3 separate regions of the Mus musculus genome follow, and regions 1 and 2 are each linked to region 3. Evidence: chromatin contacts called from ENCODE Hi-C or POLR2A ChIA-PET data. All regions are on one chromosome and are shown on one strand. The core of a region is the stretch at or near the end of the contact, and the rest is flanking DNA. Distances in the headings are between cores, read along the strand shown.

Region 1 (4,324 bases), core at 754-3,253, 110 kb before region 3:
CTTCCCGGGGGAGCTTCTTGGAAGAAGCACTGGCAGGAGCTGGCCAGGCCGGAGGCAGTCTCTGTATTAGCTTCGTGCTCAGTTATGTGTCATCAGAGCCATTAAGGGCCATTAAGAGCCTTGGTTTCTGGTCCCAGCTCTACTGCCAACTGGCTGTGAGTGGCCTTGGGCAGACTGCATGGCTTCTGGGGTCTGGATAGCACTCTTCTATCAAAAGAGGGTTTGGATGTCATCTCTGGGTGTCTGATGAACTCAAAGAGAGAGAGAGAACGAGCCACTTGGAGAAGAGCGTCAGGCAGGGAGGTGAGGGGGGCTGGGGCTGCTGGGAGCAAGTGCTTTGAAGGTGGGAGGGAGACAGGACAGAGGAGAGAGCAGGTCTACTCAGCAGGGAAGAAGCTCCCCTGAACTGGAGCCAAATGCCTCTGGACTTCCAAGCATGAACTTTGGAATTCCAAATTGGCCAGAAAAACTCACGGCCCGGGCCCAGTGAGGCCAGCTGGTACCGCGCCCATAGGTTCTTCCAGAAGTGCTGTGGTTTATGAGCCCCAAGGGACTCAGCCAGCTTTGGCTCGTCTTCTTTCAACTCTTAAACCATTCCCCTTCCCTAATGCATGAAGCACCCCACAGTATCCTGAGGAGCCCACCGTAGGCCGGAGACTATGCCAGATACCGCCACCACGTAGTCCTGTCTGTCCTTGTTATCATCCAACCTTGTGTTCACCTTTATATGCTTGGGATGAGGGAAGACATGGGGACATTGGAGCCAGGATCTTGGGGTGGGGTTGACTTTTGTTCTGGGATAGCCCCATTCTGCAGATGGTGAAGACTTTGTAAGAAACAGAGCAGCAAGCGAATCTTCTTGTAAGGCCAAGCATCTCTTGAGGGGAGTAGGCAAATGGGCATTGTTGTTTTGGGAAGGAAGAGGAACTGGGTGAGCAGATAGGTACAGCAGGGGTAATTAGAATGCCCAACTGGTGGAAGCTCAGGAACGAGTTGTGTTGCCTTGACATCTAAATGACGGTGCCCCTAGCATCTGCCTCTGGGACACAAGTACGCGCCAGACCAAGAGCAAGTTGGACAGAAAGATCAAAGACCATGGAGATCCGTGGGCAAGCTCTTTCCTCTAACTGGTAACTGTTGAAGGTGTAGCTTAGAAGTGGAGCCCTTACCCAGCGCACCCAAGGTCCCACAGCTTCTGACACTAGCACAAGGAAGTGCAACGCACAAAACCAGCTCCAAGGAGGGAGTCACCCTGCTGACCGTAGAACATTCATGTGGAAGCATCCTGGCACTCAGTAGCTCCTAGTCCTTTATCTTGCTTGTTTAGAATGTCCAGCCACAGACACTAGCGATCTCTCTTTTGTTCTCCTAAACTCAGTATGTTTAGGACTGTTGTTGACACCTGAGGAGTTTGCCAAGTAAATTAGGCCGAAAGGCTCCGTCTTGGCTGGAAGCTTCTGTTCAGCCTCTCAGATCCCCTCAGGTAGGAATCCGATAGGTACCCTCTCATTGGAACCTGGAGAGTTCGGAGGCCTTTGACAGCCACCCTCCCTCCAGGAAGAGTGTGGGATGGCCTTTGCAGGGGAGAAAAACCCGGAGTTGGGGTAAGTTAGCTCACTCCAGTGTCCTGGGTTCTCCAAGGCAAAGAGACAGAGTGCTAGTATTTGGAATAGAACTCAGGTTTCAAGATGTCTCAGGCCCAGGATGACCGTGAGCTTTGAGAGCAGCCCATGGTGTTCTGTTTCTGCGGGACAGAATTGGGCACATTCCCCAAAGAACTTTGGTTAAATGTTTCCATCAGTCCCCGTTTCTCAATTCCAGTCTTCCAGATTGTTCTGAGTGGCTGATACACCTTGTGGGGAAGGGGCGGGGCTGCATTCTTCTGCCTCCACCGCCCCTGTCCTTTAGCCAAAGGCAGCAGCTTAGTCCTTGGAGCCGGTCACTAAGAAGGGCTCAGACTCTTTGGAGCCAGTGTGCAAGTTGGCAGTATCCTCTGAGCACCTGGCCAGAGCTCCTGGGGAGGGGTAGATGGGAGGTGCCACACTGCCCCTTGTGGACTGTGGTGCTCATAGCTTGTAGTCGCACTAGGCTGAAGGAATTCTGGGACCTTAGAGGAGTCTTCTGATCTATGCTCCTCCCATGTAGGGCCCTTAATCCCCCTCTTCTGTTTTCTTTTTCTATTCTGAGAGCTGGTTTAGGCTCATTAGAGTGCATGTTTAGACAAAGTTTCATGTAGGAGAGTTAATTCTCTGGTACCATGAGGTCCTAGGATGTGGTCTCTCCATAGCCACAGTACAGCACGTCAGTAGCCCTGCATCACTGGGAGCTTCCAGTGCAGCTAAGGTGGCATCAAGCAGCTAGGAAAACACTTGGACCACAGAAACAGTCAGCCTAGGGACCAGGGTTTGTGGCTGATCCTAGAGCACACTGAAATGTTGATGTGACAAGTCTTAATGCAGACTCTAGTAGCCAGAGGGTCTCAGTATCCTTCAGGGGTGAGGGGGTGTACCTTGGGAGGAACAAGAGTCAGATAGCACTGGTTTGGGGTCCATGCTATTATGGAGATGTATATGTACGGAAGCAGACACCAACAGCTGCCAGTTCTCCCTTCCAACTTGTGAGCCACTAAAGGCCACAGCAGACGGCAAGCCAGCATCAGAGCAGTGGTTGCTTTTGCTATGCCTCTGGTGACATATGGCACCAGTTCCCTCTTTGTCCCTGTTCAGCGTCTCTGGCCTGACAGCCTTGCCCCCTTCCCCTCTCTCTGTGATGAGCCTCGGTGCTGGACAAAGAAGAACCATGCTCTGAAAGTCACCAATTTTCTCTTTTAAAACTTTTCTCTCCTGGAGTGCTGTATTAGTATTGTAATTTGCTCTTGATACCACCTGAATCAGTTGTGATGAAAGGTTTTTCCTCCCTCCCCGTCTCCTCCCCTCCCCTCCCCGCCTCCCCGTCCCCCAGGTTTGCTCACAATAACACAGATGAGAAAAGATAGTTGTTCTGATATATAATGTTCGGAGTTGCTTAAATCCTTCATTTGTAATTCTCCCCAGCATTTCTCAGTAGAGCGAGGCTCCATCCCATCGTCAGGGCCTCTAATCCCCATGGAAAGCTAGTGAAGAATGTCAGAGAAATTCTGCATGCGCTCTGGAGGTGATGGGCAAGTGGAAGGCACCGTGGTATAAATTAATCCGTGTTATCCCTCCCCATGGTCATCTTCATGATGGCGTTGTGGTTTAGGGTGACCCCTCCTGGGCCCTTTAAGGTCAAGAAATCAAGAAGTGAGAACCTTATAGTACTTGACCTGATCAATACTCAGGATCCTCAAACAGATACCTAAGGGTTTGGATACCAGTGTTGGACAGGCACGAAGGGAAATCGTTCGGAGAGGTGTTACAAAGCTTGCAGCAGCTGAGTGATGCCCTGAGTGTATACTGTATGTATCTCAGCCCCATCCGTGGATGGGGGAATCCGCTGGGTTCTTCATCTCTGTTTTGGATATTTTTTGTTCACCTTCTACTTCTCATCAGTTTTCCAGTTTAGGGAGCAAAACTCAATTCTAATGCGATAGCTAGGACAGAAGGGTGGAGAAGTGAAGCCCCTCTTTTGGTTTCAGGAGAACTCCAGAAAAGCCCAGACTCTTGTTTTAGCTCTTGTCCCCCCCCCCAAATTCTAAGTGCCAGACTCGTCCTAGCTATGCCCCCCATCCCAGATTTCAAGTTCTGATTCTTGTCCCAGCTATGCCCCCAAATTCTAAGTGCCAACCAGAGGGCTTGAAGTACCATCTGGTACTTTGGAGTCCTGATAAATTACTGTCTTCCTCTCCTCCTCTGCCTGCAAAAAGTTTTAGGATTTGAGGGTGGGGTGGCCATTTGCACCTGTGAGGAAGGTGCAGGAATGACTGCATTATTCTAGGGCCTTCTGTTTGTCTCGTGTATGGTTATAGAGTTAATATGATCTGGTCATGTGGTTGGTGTGTAGGAAACAAAAAGGAAACTATGAATGAATGACTCCTCTGCCCTCACTTGCCACCCTGATTCCTTTACCCTCTGCTAGTAAGTGCAATGAAAATATCAATAAAGAGGCGGACGTGGCGAGCCCAGTGAGGAGGAGCATTTGCCAATGGACGGAGCTTGGCCAGTGCAGGACTGGGCAGATGGGTGCCAGCAGAACATGTCAAGACTCCTGTTTCCTTGTCCTCTGAGTCCTTGCAACCAGAACAGTTATTCAGGATCTGAGGCCACAGTCTGGAACTGACTGAAGCTCTGGCAGGAAGGAATGTGGTTTTCTCATCTGCCCGTTGTCATTTCTGAAACCTCTTCAG
Region 2 (4,666 bases), core at 842-3,341, 89 kb after region 3:
GCTATGGGTGGCCAGTAAGCCCCCAGATACTGGCAGACATGAGAGAGAGTTCTCCTCACAGCCCACAATGCAATAATGATGGTGAGTGAACCCTGGGAGTTACTCTCCCCCACCCCACAAGTGCTCACAGACAAGTGAGGGCTACTGTTTGAAGACACTCCTCTTTTCATGGCTTTTGTTTGGTGTTTTGAGGCAGAGTCTTCCTCTATAACCCAGGTTGGCCTCAAACTTAGGACAAGCTTCCTGCCTGAGCCTTCTGGGGTGGAGTAGGGGGAGGTTTGTAGGCATGTGCTCCTACATCCACCTCAGAGGCTACTCTCTAGAGAGTAACTGGGGGCCAACCTGACAGGCCCAAGAATCCCATCGGAAAGCTGGTTTAGAAAAAACATAAGAGATGAAACGACTGTTTCCACACATGGAGAACCCTGGCTTCCTGAGGATGCTGGAGATGGCAAAGGAGCATGCGAGGCTCCTCTTATACAACAAAGAAACAGGTATGTAGGAAGCAGTTAGGATATGATGTCCCTTCCCACCTCTCTCCTCCTGAGACCTCTCTGTCCCAAGTGTAAAATAGAAATACTGCTTCCTTGCCAAGGAATGGCTAGAGGGATCAAGGCCACCCAGATGGCCTGGAAAAGATCACATACATGATGAGATTGTGGCTCACTGGCCTAGGACAATGATATAGGCTAGAGGCTGGGAGAAGGAAATTTGGATCCTTGGCCTGGAAGTGGGTCCTGCTTTGCTCCCTCCATCCAACATGCTCGGGAGGGGTCTGCACTGCCTGGGACTTCCGTGTGGCTTGGAGCTGTCCTCTCAGTCTGTTGGTGCCTGGCTCTCCTCTCTGTGCTGGGGGCAAGTCTGCCTGCTTTTCTCTGTTTTTAAGGCATAATACAAGTCCTCAGTAAATATTGCCAATCAAATGAAAGAATAAGACCCCAGAGAGGGGGAAACACCCTCTCAGCTTAGAAAAACAACCACAGACTGGGTACATGGGCCAGAAAAGCCTGGCCAGTGGGGTAGCATGAACTGACAGCAGCTTCTAGTAGAGAGAAACTTCTCTCCCACACCAAGTAGCAGCTCCATCACGCACACCCAGGCTTGCCCTAGTGTAGCAGGAACCTAGTACAGATGGGACCAGGGAGATGCCACCTGGGAGGGCAGTCCTATCCCTACAACAGACTGCAGAGCTTCCTGGGTCCATTGTCTCCAGACAGTCATACTCATGGACCCTCCGTGCAAAGGAGTCCCAGAGCTCAAAACCTGCCAGATGGGCTGGAGATGGGCCAGTAAAGGTCCTGAGAAGAGGGGTCACCCATTCTAGCAGACAGAGCAACAAGGAGAAGGTGGCCCTGCGGACGGTCCTCATCTGTGTGGACAGAATTGTTCCTCTCCAACGAGATCAACACTGAGGCTTTAATTATAGCTTGTCACTCATGTGCCCTTCCCCCCGAGAGGTGGCCACGCTGGACAGTGAGAGGAATAAGGCTCTCAATTCAGATGGCTCACCCTGATATGGTCAGGACATTTCTAACTTACAACACTAATATTCTGATGTAACAGGGCTAGGCCCTCCCTGGCTCTCTGGAAGCTTTGTTGTTAACCTTCCACCCAATATGGGCTTGGGTAGCCTCTTCCTTTTCCCATGCAGATAACAACTGACTGGAGTCACCGGAGCTTGCTTTACGGTGGACTCTTCTGTCCCCTTAAAGATGCCTGAGAGGGGAATATCCTAATACTAAGAGCAGTTTATCATTTCCTTCTACCGGGAGCTGAGACCTAGTGTACTGTTGTATCCTCTTCATCCCCTGAAGTAGCCCTAAACTGGCTTTAATTATCATATGCTTTTAATAAGGAAAATCCAAGGCTAGGGAGCTTTAAGGTCACCCAGGCACAAGCGAGACCGGAACCCAGGCGGCCCGACATCAGAGCCTGATCACTGAATCTCTTTGCTCTCTCCTTACACTTGCCCTAGTTACGGTAGAGGATGTAAAGATTCGTCTGTCTGCCTCTGCCAAGCAGCACAGATTGCTCTTGAAGCAGTCAGCAAAGGGCACAGGCTCTCATCGTGGAGACAGGTTGGCCCTGAGCTCTGCCAGGAGCCTGGAGTCCTCACCGGGCATCTTCACTCTCAGGAGGGGCTCAGCACATGAGAGCAGCCTTCCCCAGCTCCTTGGAAGGGGACAGGGACAGGTGTGACACAGAGAAAGAAGCTCAGCAGGACCCAAAGCTGCCAGAGTCACCCCTGTCACCCCTGGAGGCCTCTGTGAGCCAAGCTGGAAGAAGCTATTTGAGGTCACCTGCATAGCTCAGGGTTACTCCTGATTAGAGACTGAGGACTCTCTAGGGATAGAGACTTGGTGCTGGTGGAGGAGGTTGGAAGACCCCTGCTGCTGCTTGCTGGATGGGCAAGGAAACCCAGCCTGGGTCCTCGATCCTGGTTTGCTATTTACAGGGTCCCTCTTCCGTCCCTCTGAGTCCCACTTTCTTTATCTATACAATTCAGGTGACATGCTCTGTCCCGGTCCTGGGGAGATTCAGAGTGTGGTGTACAGACACTTGTCCCTGTGCACCTTCAGTGGCCCAGCTGGAGAAGTGGGGAGAGAAGAATCCCAAAGCCCCAGGACTGGGTCTCAGCCCCTTTACCCCTGGGCCCAAGCTGTAAACTGCACAATGGCCCTCAGTGCTTCAGGTCATTGGTGCTTCAGGCCAGAAGCGACTGGCGCTGGCTATTTCCACCCCTCTGGATAGATTAGATTCTGATGAATCCCAGCAGGCTCAGCTGTGGTCATCTAGCTTTCCCCAAAGGTGAGCCTCGATGCAGACAGAAAGTTCTGGGCATTTCAAATGCTTCCTTTTCTTCTCCCAGCGTGAGCAGCAGAGCCCCAGCCCATGTCTGCTGCTGGACACTGAAAGAACAATGTCTGCAATGGCTGTGAGGGGCCAGTCCTCCTGAGCTTGTTATATTCCCAAGCTTAACCCACCTGAGCCCGAAGTGACCTGCTGGTCTTGACGGTCACAGCTCAGGTTTGCCTGCCTAGTGCTAGGCTTCCGTTCACTCTTGGGTCTTTTCTTGGGTACTTATACTTTTTGGAATTTCCCATTGTCTGGACAATTCCAGCAGTTTGCCTGGTGACCTCATTGGAGGTCAAGTCTAAAATGTGGCTAGCTTTGTTTGGCTTTGATTCTCTTTAGGACGGAGTGGTGACAGCTCCCAGCATGCCTCACTGGGCTCCCACAGGAGCCTGGCACAGTCCACATACATCTCCCATGATGCCTTAGGGTTTGTGTTCATCATATATACTCTTGTCACAGAAGGAAATAGGTCATGGCCTCTACACATGAGCAAGAAAACCTGATCAGACAACTGGGGTCTCTCAGTGCTAGGGAAGGTTTACCCCGACCCAGACCCCCTGCTCGCTCCCAACAGCTCTGCTCCCCTCCTTACAAGTGTCCCCTGGTCAATCAGGCACACAGAGCTGCTACTGTCCCCCAAGGAGGCTGCAGAGAGGCTCCATCTGGACTGGGTGAAGGCTGAGCCGATTCTCAGACTACAGGGTCAGGTTACTGGGAAATCTGTTCAAATAGCACATTATAGTTTTATGAATCCTGCTCCTTCTGTTGTCCTCATTGAAGCGGTGAACGCCTGGGGGCAGCCGGCCCTCTTTCGCAGACACATTTGTCATGGGAATTGATTTAAAAAGAAATCAGGATGATGGCTTGATTGCTTTTGTTTGAGGCAGGAGGACAACTGCCACCTGCCTCTGCTGTCCTGGGCTTGGCTGGACTCTGGGAAGCTCTGGCTCTTTGTCCCAAAGCAGGAGTGCTCCGGAGAGCAACCCGGGGAAGCTAGGAAGTGAAGTCCTGGTGTGAGCTGGTGAGGCATGAAAGTGGAGTTTCTGGAGCTGTGGCCCTGGAGTAGGAATGTGTAGCCCAAGGATACAGATTAAGAGGGGACAGAGCTATGTCCCTAGGGACCCCACACCTCGAGGTCAGAAACCAAGATAGGACATAGCTTAGTTCACAACCCAACAGAACCTCGAGGCACTAGAGCAAACCCTAGGAAGAAGAGAATGTAGTAAAACTTGGTGGTCTTAGAGGCTCCCTGTGCCCTATAAGTGTGGGAATAGCCACTCCTTGTCCCCTGCCCTAGGACTGCCATTATATTTGGTCACCTGTGAACAAGATTTCACTGCCCTCAAATATTGGAGACCTCCACAGTATTTCAGACCAGAGACCTACTCCACTGTTCAGAGAAGGGACTTGCATGGATGCACGGTGACAGTTGGAAGAGCCAACACCATCCCCCTCTGAACCAGTCGATGCGGCAAGAAGGAGTATCAGCCATCATCCTCAGCCATTGGTGAGGAAAAGGGAAGGTTGCCAGGGCAACCTTGACCTTCATCAAGGAGATTAAGGCCTCTGTCAAACTAGTTTCTCAGCTACCTTGCCCTGGGCTTGTTTTAAGTGTCTTCTGGGGCTGGCTTGCTGAGGTCCTATAGTGTCCCCACAATCCTGGACAGATACAGGTCCCGGTGTCCCTATGGCCCAGCAAAGCCACCTCTGAAGCACACACCTTTCTCACCACCTCAGAGTGTTCAATCCTCAGATGCGAAGATAAAACACACTGCAGGAGAAGCACGGGTTTACCTCTGGTTCCTCCCCA
Region 3 (4,871 bases), core at 44-2,543:
TCCCTCCCTTCCCTTCCCTCCCACCCCCACCCCACCTCCCTGGCTGCAGTGGGAAGGGAGCTTGTATGCTGTGTTTACTGCTTCACAATGTCAGCAGACCTCAGTGCCCACTGCCCAGAGAACCCAGCCAGCAGACAGCTAGATGGTAGGATGTCTCCCTCCTGTCTGGTCCTCCCACGTGCCAGTGACCTCAGGCAGTGTCTAAGTCCAGAGATGGCCCTTAGATCTTCAGGTTCCAGCTGTTTACACCTTGTGTCCTGTCCTCCTTCACTGGCCCTCAGCTGGCATAGGGCACACAGTAGAATGTGGCGGGAGTTTGCATGGTGTGAATCCCAGTGGTGTGAACACCATACCTTCTGCAGAGTCTTCGAGAACGTCCACGCTGTGACAAAGCCAGGTGCCTTGGAGAAGCTGTACATGGCTCTCCATCATCTTCTTAGATGCCTCGTTTAGTCAAGGCTTTCTCTGGCTCCAGTCCTAGCCACCATCTGACCACAGCTCCATAGGAGATGGAGCCCAGCCAAACCACATCAACTCAGAGCCCCAAGGATTGTCTAATCAATGGTTGCGCAAGGCCACTATGTTTGAGGGTATTTTATGCATGGTTGCTGATGTCTGGACCATGGCTCATGTCCAAATGACTTGAGTTTAAGACCAGAACCAAGGAGGTGGATTTGGTTTTCTTGTTTGACTCTGATCTTCCCTTTAGGTCTTGGGCCAAGCTCTCTGGCTTGCTACTGGTACAGTAGAAGATAGTGTGTGTGTGTGGGCTCCAGAGATGGAGAAGTGACAAGAGTGACAGTCCTAAAAGTGACTCCAGGCGGTGGTGGCGCACGCCTTTAATCTCAGCACTTGGGAGACAGAGGCAGGCAGATCTCTGTGAGTTCAAGGCCAGCCTGGTCTACAGAGAGAGTTCCAGTACAACCAGGGCTACACAGAGAAACCCTGTCTTGGGAAAAGGGGGTGGGGGTGGGGAGAGGCTCTGGGTGGGGGGTGGGGGCAGGGCAGGGCAGGGAGCTTAAGGCAGTTTGATGTTTAGAGAGTACTTGTCTATATCCTTGATGAACAAGAAATTGGGGGTGTCTCTGTCTCAACAGAATGGAAATTCTCAGAGCAGGGCCTCACTTGTTTATCAGAGGATCCCCCACATCCTGGCTCTGAGTTCTTCCACATCCCAGAATTAAATCAATCTGAATCTCCAGGGGCAGGGAGTGGGGACAGACTGTGTAAGCAGCCCTCTGGCTCTGGGAAGTCTTTCCAGAATCTCGTCACTGCTGGCCAGACCAGGCTCCCTGCTGTGTCCAGTGCCTCTCCTGTCACTCCAGTGCCCAGGACAGGCTGAGCCTCTAGAGAGTTCACATGCCATGGCCTCTGGCCTTAGAGTGCACTCACTGTGACAGGGCGGGTGGTTGACAGAACTCCCGTGGTGGGCGCTCCAAAATGCCCCCAGCAAAGACGACAGAATTTAGCCAAGCTGCCAGCCCTGCTCAGTGCTAGGAAGAGTTAGTAGGTGGGTTTGTTTAAAATACTTCCATTACAGTTAGTTAACCTTTCTGTTCCCTAAATGAAAATTGTATAAACCTGAAATTTCCGTTGATCGGGTTGCCTAGGAACAGGCAGCAGGTTTTCATAAGACAAGGCAATAGATTGCCACTGATAGGCCTGTTAGGAAGTGAGCTGGTTAGCGGCATTATTCCCATCCTAGTGTCTGCCACAGGTAATTATCTGCCTGCCTGCTCAGGGCACGCCCATCTTCCTGTGCTGGGGCAGCTTCCTGCAAAGGAGACTTCTCAGTTCCCAGTTCCCAGGATGGGGGCTCAAAGGCGGGAACTGGGGCCAGTCACCATGCCTGAGCCATGAGGAGAAATCTCAAAGTCCTGATGTGGCTGACTTTATTCCTTCTTGATCAAATTTCTCCACCTATGTGCAAGAGGAACACCCCCCCCCACACACACACACCCCATAACCCTATTGATGACAAGCTATTATATTGCTTTATGAAAACATGCAGCAAGCAGCCAGTAAGTAGCAGGAAACTTAAACAGTTACCAAATGCACAGTAGGTTTTGTTTTGTTTTGTTTTGTTTTTTGTTTTTTTCGAGACAGGGTTTCTCTGTGTAGCCCTGGCTGTCCTAGAACTCACTTTGTAGACCAGGCTGGCCTTGAACTCAGAAATCCACCTGCCTCTGCCTCCCGAGTGCTGGGATTAAAGGCGTGCGCCACCACTGCCCGGCTTGCACAATAGTTTTTAAAGCTACTCTTGACAGTTTAGTAGATTTTTAAAATATTTTTAAAACAATAATATACTTGTTTTTTTTTTTTTCTACAAGATCACTGCCATTTATGTCTGTCTTCCTGCAGTTAGAATAACTAGTGTCCTGGTTTATCTGGGATCTAGGAGGTCCCCAGTGCTTGTCATTGACCTATAGCTTTTATTGACACTGGGCCATACCCAGCTTCTTCAGTCCCCAGTTAGTTTTGTGGTTTGTTTGTGCTTCTTTTTTTTTTTTAACTTTTAAAGATTTATTTTATTGTATGTATATGAATGATTTTGCCTGTATGTATGTCCATTACTTAAGTAGGTCAGAATAAAGTGTTGAATCTCCTGGAACTGGAGTTATTTGATGGTTGTGAGTCACCGTAGGGGTACTGGGAATTGAACCTAGGTCCTTTGAAAGAACGAATGCTCCTAACTGCTGAGCCATCTTTCTAGGCCTCACCCTGTTACTTGGGTGTTTGCTTGTTTGTTTGTTTGTTTGTTTTATTACAGTGCTGGAGGGTGGGGGGCATCTTAGAGGACAACGTTCAGCATCTCTCTTCTTCTACCATTTGGATCCCAGAGATAGCACTCAAGTAGTCAAGCTTGGTGGCAAGAAGAGCCTTTAACCACAAAGCCAACATTTCACCAGCCACAATCCCTGCTATTGGGTGGTGGTAGTAGTAGTTGTTGTTTTTGTTAGAGCTGGCAAGTAGCCTCATTCATAGGCTCTCAACAGTACAGATTCCAACATGCAGGACTATTAAATCAAAAGATGGATGGGCTCATAATAGGTTTTTAGATGTTACCAGTTGCCTTTCAGGAAAATCAAAGTGGATTGAATGTGAAACATGCCCTACAGCACATATACTTAAACACTTGGTCCCCAGCTGGTGGGATTGCTGGGGAACCATTAGGGGGTTGAGCCCTGAGGGAGTTGGTCACTGGGGGCAAGCCTTGAATTGTTCTTGATTTGTTACTGTTTTACAATTTATTAATGTGTGTCTGTCTATGTGGCACACACACATACACATATGCAGTTACAGGCACAGACAGAGGACAGAGGTTCCAGATACCCTATAACCCTTAAAGGAAGTTGTGAGCTGCCTGGACTCAAAATTTTGTCCCCTGGAAAAGCAAACTCTCTCTCTCTCTCTCTCTCTCTCTCTCTCTCTCTCTCTCTCTTACACACACACACACACACACACACACAAAATTTGACCAGTCTGTATATTCACAGACTGACCTAAAACTCAGAGAGATCTTCCTGCTTCTCCAAACCACTACAATTAAAGGCATGCACCACCACACCCAGTTTCCAGTAGGCACTCTTAACCCCTGAACCATCTCCGCAGCCCCAAGGCCTGAGTGCCTATATAGCCCAGTCCCCCTTTTTGCTTGTTCTTTGCCACCATGTCTTCCCCTACCAAACTGTGAGCCAAAATAAAGCCCCATTTGCTTACATTGCTTCTTCCCATTGGTCACAATGGGAAAAGTATTGTACCCTCCTCCCTCCCCACACCCTCAGGACCCTTACTTCAAACTCTGCTGTCCTCAATACCCATCTAATGGCTGAAAATATATCCTATGTATGTACACAGCACGTGTGTGGTGATCAGAGGCCGGCCATGGCTGTCAGTCCTTGTCCCCTACCTTGTTTGAGACACAGAATCTCATTTCCCCCTGCTCACACCAGTTTTGCTGGCCCACAGCATCAGGGCATTCTCCATTTCCCCAGAGGGACTGCTGGAATTACAGGTGTTCCGGCCACACGTCCAGCTCTTACATAGCCCCTGGACATTTGAATTCAGGCCTTGATGCTTGTGTGGCACATGTCTTTACCTACTGAACCATCCCCTGGCTCCCCAAAATACCTTACTTTGAAGATACTTGCTCCTTCACGAACTGTCTGTGAGTTGCCGGTGCCCGTCTCTTTCCTGTTTCTCTTACCATGCTCATTTCTTCTACCAAAAAAAAACCCAAAAAACAAAACAAAACAAAAAAAAACCCTTTAATGTAAGCATATCCGTCATGCACTTTGATTGGTTTTTGTCTATTTTTAAAGACATTTGTAGTTACCATTGTTTGAAGAGCAAGAATAATACCTGCTAGATGGTTTCAGAGTTACTCTTTTAGGTCAGCTTTTCTGCTTAATCACTGAGGGGCTCTGTTCTGTTCTGTTCTGTTCTGTTCTGTTCTGTTCTGTTCTGTTCTGTTCTGTTCTGTTCTGTTCTGTTCTGTTCTGTTCTGTCTTGTCTTTGTTGAGACAAGCCCTTGCTACATAATCCAGGCTTTCCTCAAACGTGAAATCCTCCTGCTTCAGCATTTCAAGTACTTAGATTACAGCCATACACGACCACCCCTGGCTTTATAATTACTAAAGGTTGTTTATGTGGAGTTGGGGGTGGTGTCGAGACAGGGTTTCTCTGTACAGCCTTGGCTGTCTTGGAACTCACTCTGTAGACCAGACTGGCCTCGAACTCACAGAGATCCGCCTGCCTTTGCCTCCCAGGAGCCCAGATTAAAGGCCTGGCTGTTAATGCAGTATTTTTAATTAGAGTATATCTAGGATGAGTGTATCTCCAAAACAGATCCTCCGTGTAGGTTCCCCTTT

The links. Hi-C counts contacts between places; a loop is a spot of excess contacts on that map. ChIA-PET counts read pairs that join two places held with the same protein, here RNA polymerase II (POLR2A).
Region 1: POLR2A ChIA-PET joins it to region 3 with 10 read pairs in Patski. The contact joins two enhancer-like sites. POLR2A ChIA-PET finds 5 or more read pairs at or near these places in 2 of 5 experiments (Patski and embryonic stem cell).
Region 2: a loop to region 3 is called in a map of heart, with 2.1 times the contacts of the local background. The contact joins two enhancer-like sites. A Hi-C loop is called at or near these places in 2 of 37 maps with a recorded cell type or tissue (gastrocnemius and heart). POLR2A ChIA-PET finds 5 or more read pairs at or near these places in 1 of 5 experiments (embryonic stem cell).

What each region holds. Positions count from the first base shown.
Region 1 is chr11:88,510,463-88,514,786 of GRCm38, reverse strand. All of the region lies in intron 6 of Msi2 (musashi RNA-binding protein 2), which reads left to right. Among named protein-coding and RNA genes, the nearest start is that of 0610039H22Rik, 110 kb to the left of the region's middle. Within about 2 kb of position 2,003, at least 1 of the 3 ENCODE cell types and tissues checked has a DNase peak (open chromatin) inside an H3K27ac peak, as active enhancers do.
Region 2 is chr11:88,308,413-88,313,078 of GRCm38, reverse strand. No RefSeq gene overlaps it. Among named protein-coding and RNA genes, the nearest start is that of Ccdc182, 17 kb to the right of the region's middle. Within about 2 kb of position 2,091, at least 1 of the 3 ENCODE cell types and tissues checked has a DNase peak (open chromatin) inside an H3K27ac peak, as active enhancers do; it is gastrocnemius, where a contact is called at or near this core.
Region 3 is chr11:88,396,060-88,400,930 of GRCm38, reverse strand. All of the region lies in intron 8 of Msi2 (musashi RNA-binding protein 2), which reads left to right. Among named protein-coding and RNA genes, the nearest start is that of Mir378b, 46 kb to the right of the region's middle. Within about 2 kb of position 1,293, at least 2 of the 3 ENCODE cell types and tissues checked have a DNase peak (open chromatin) inside an H3K27ac peak, as active enhancers do; they include gastrocnemius, where a contact is called at or near this core.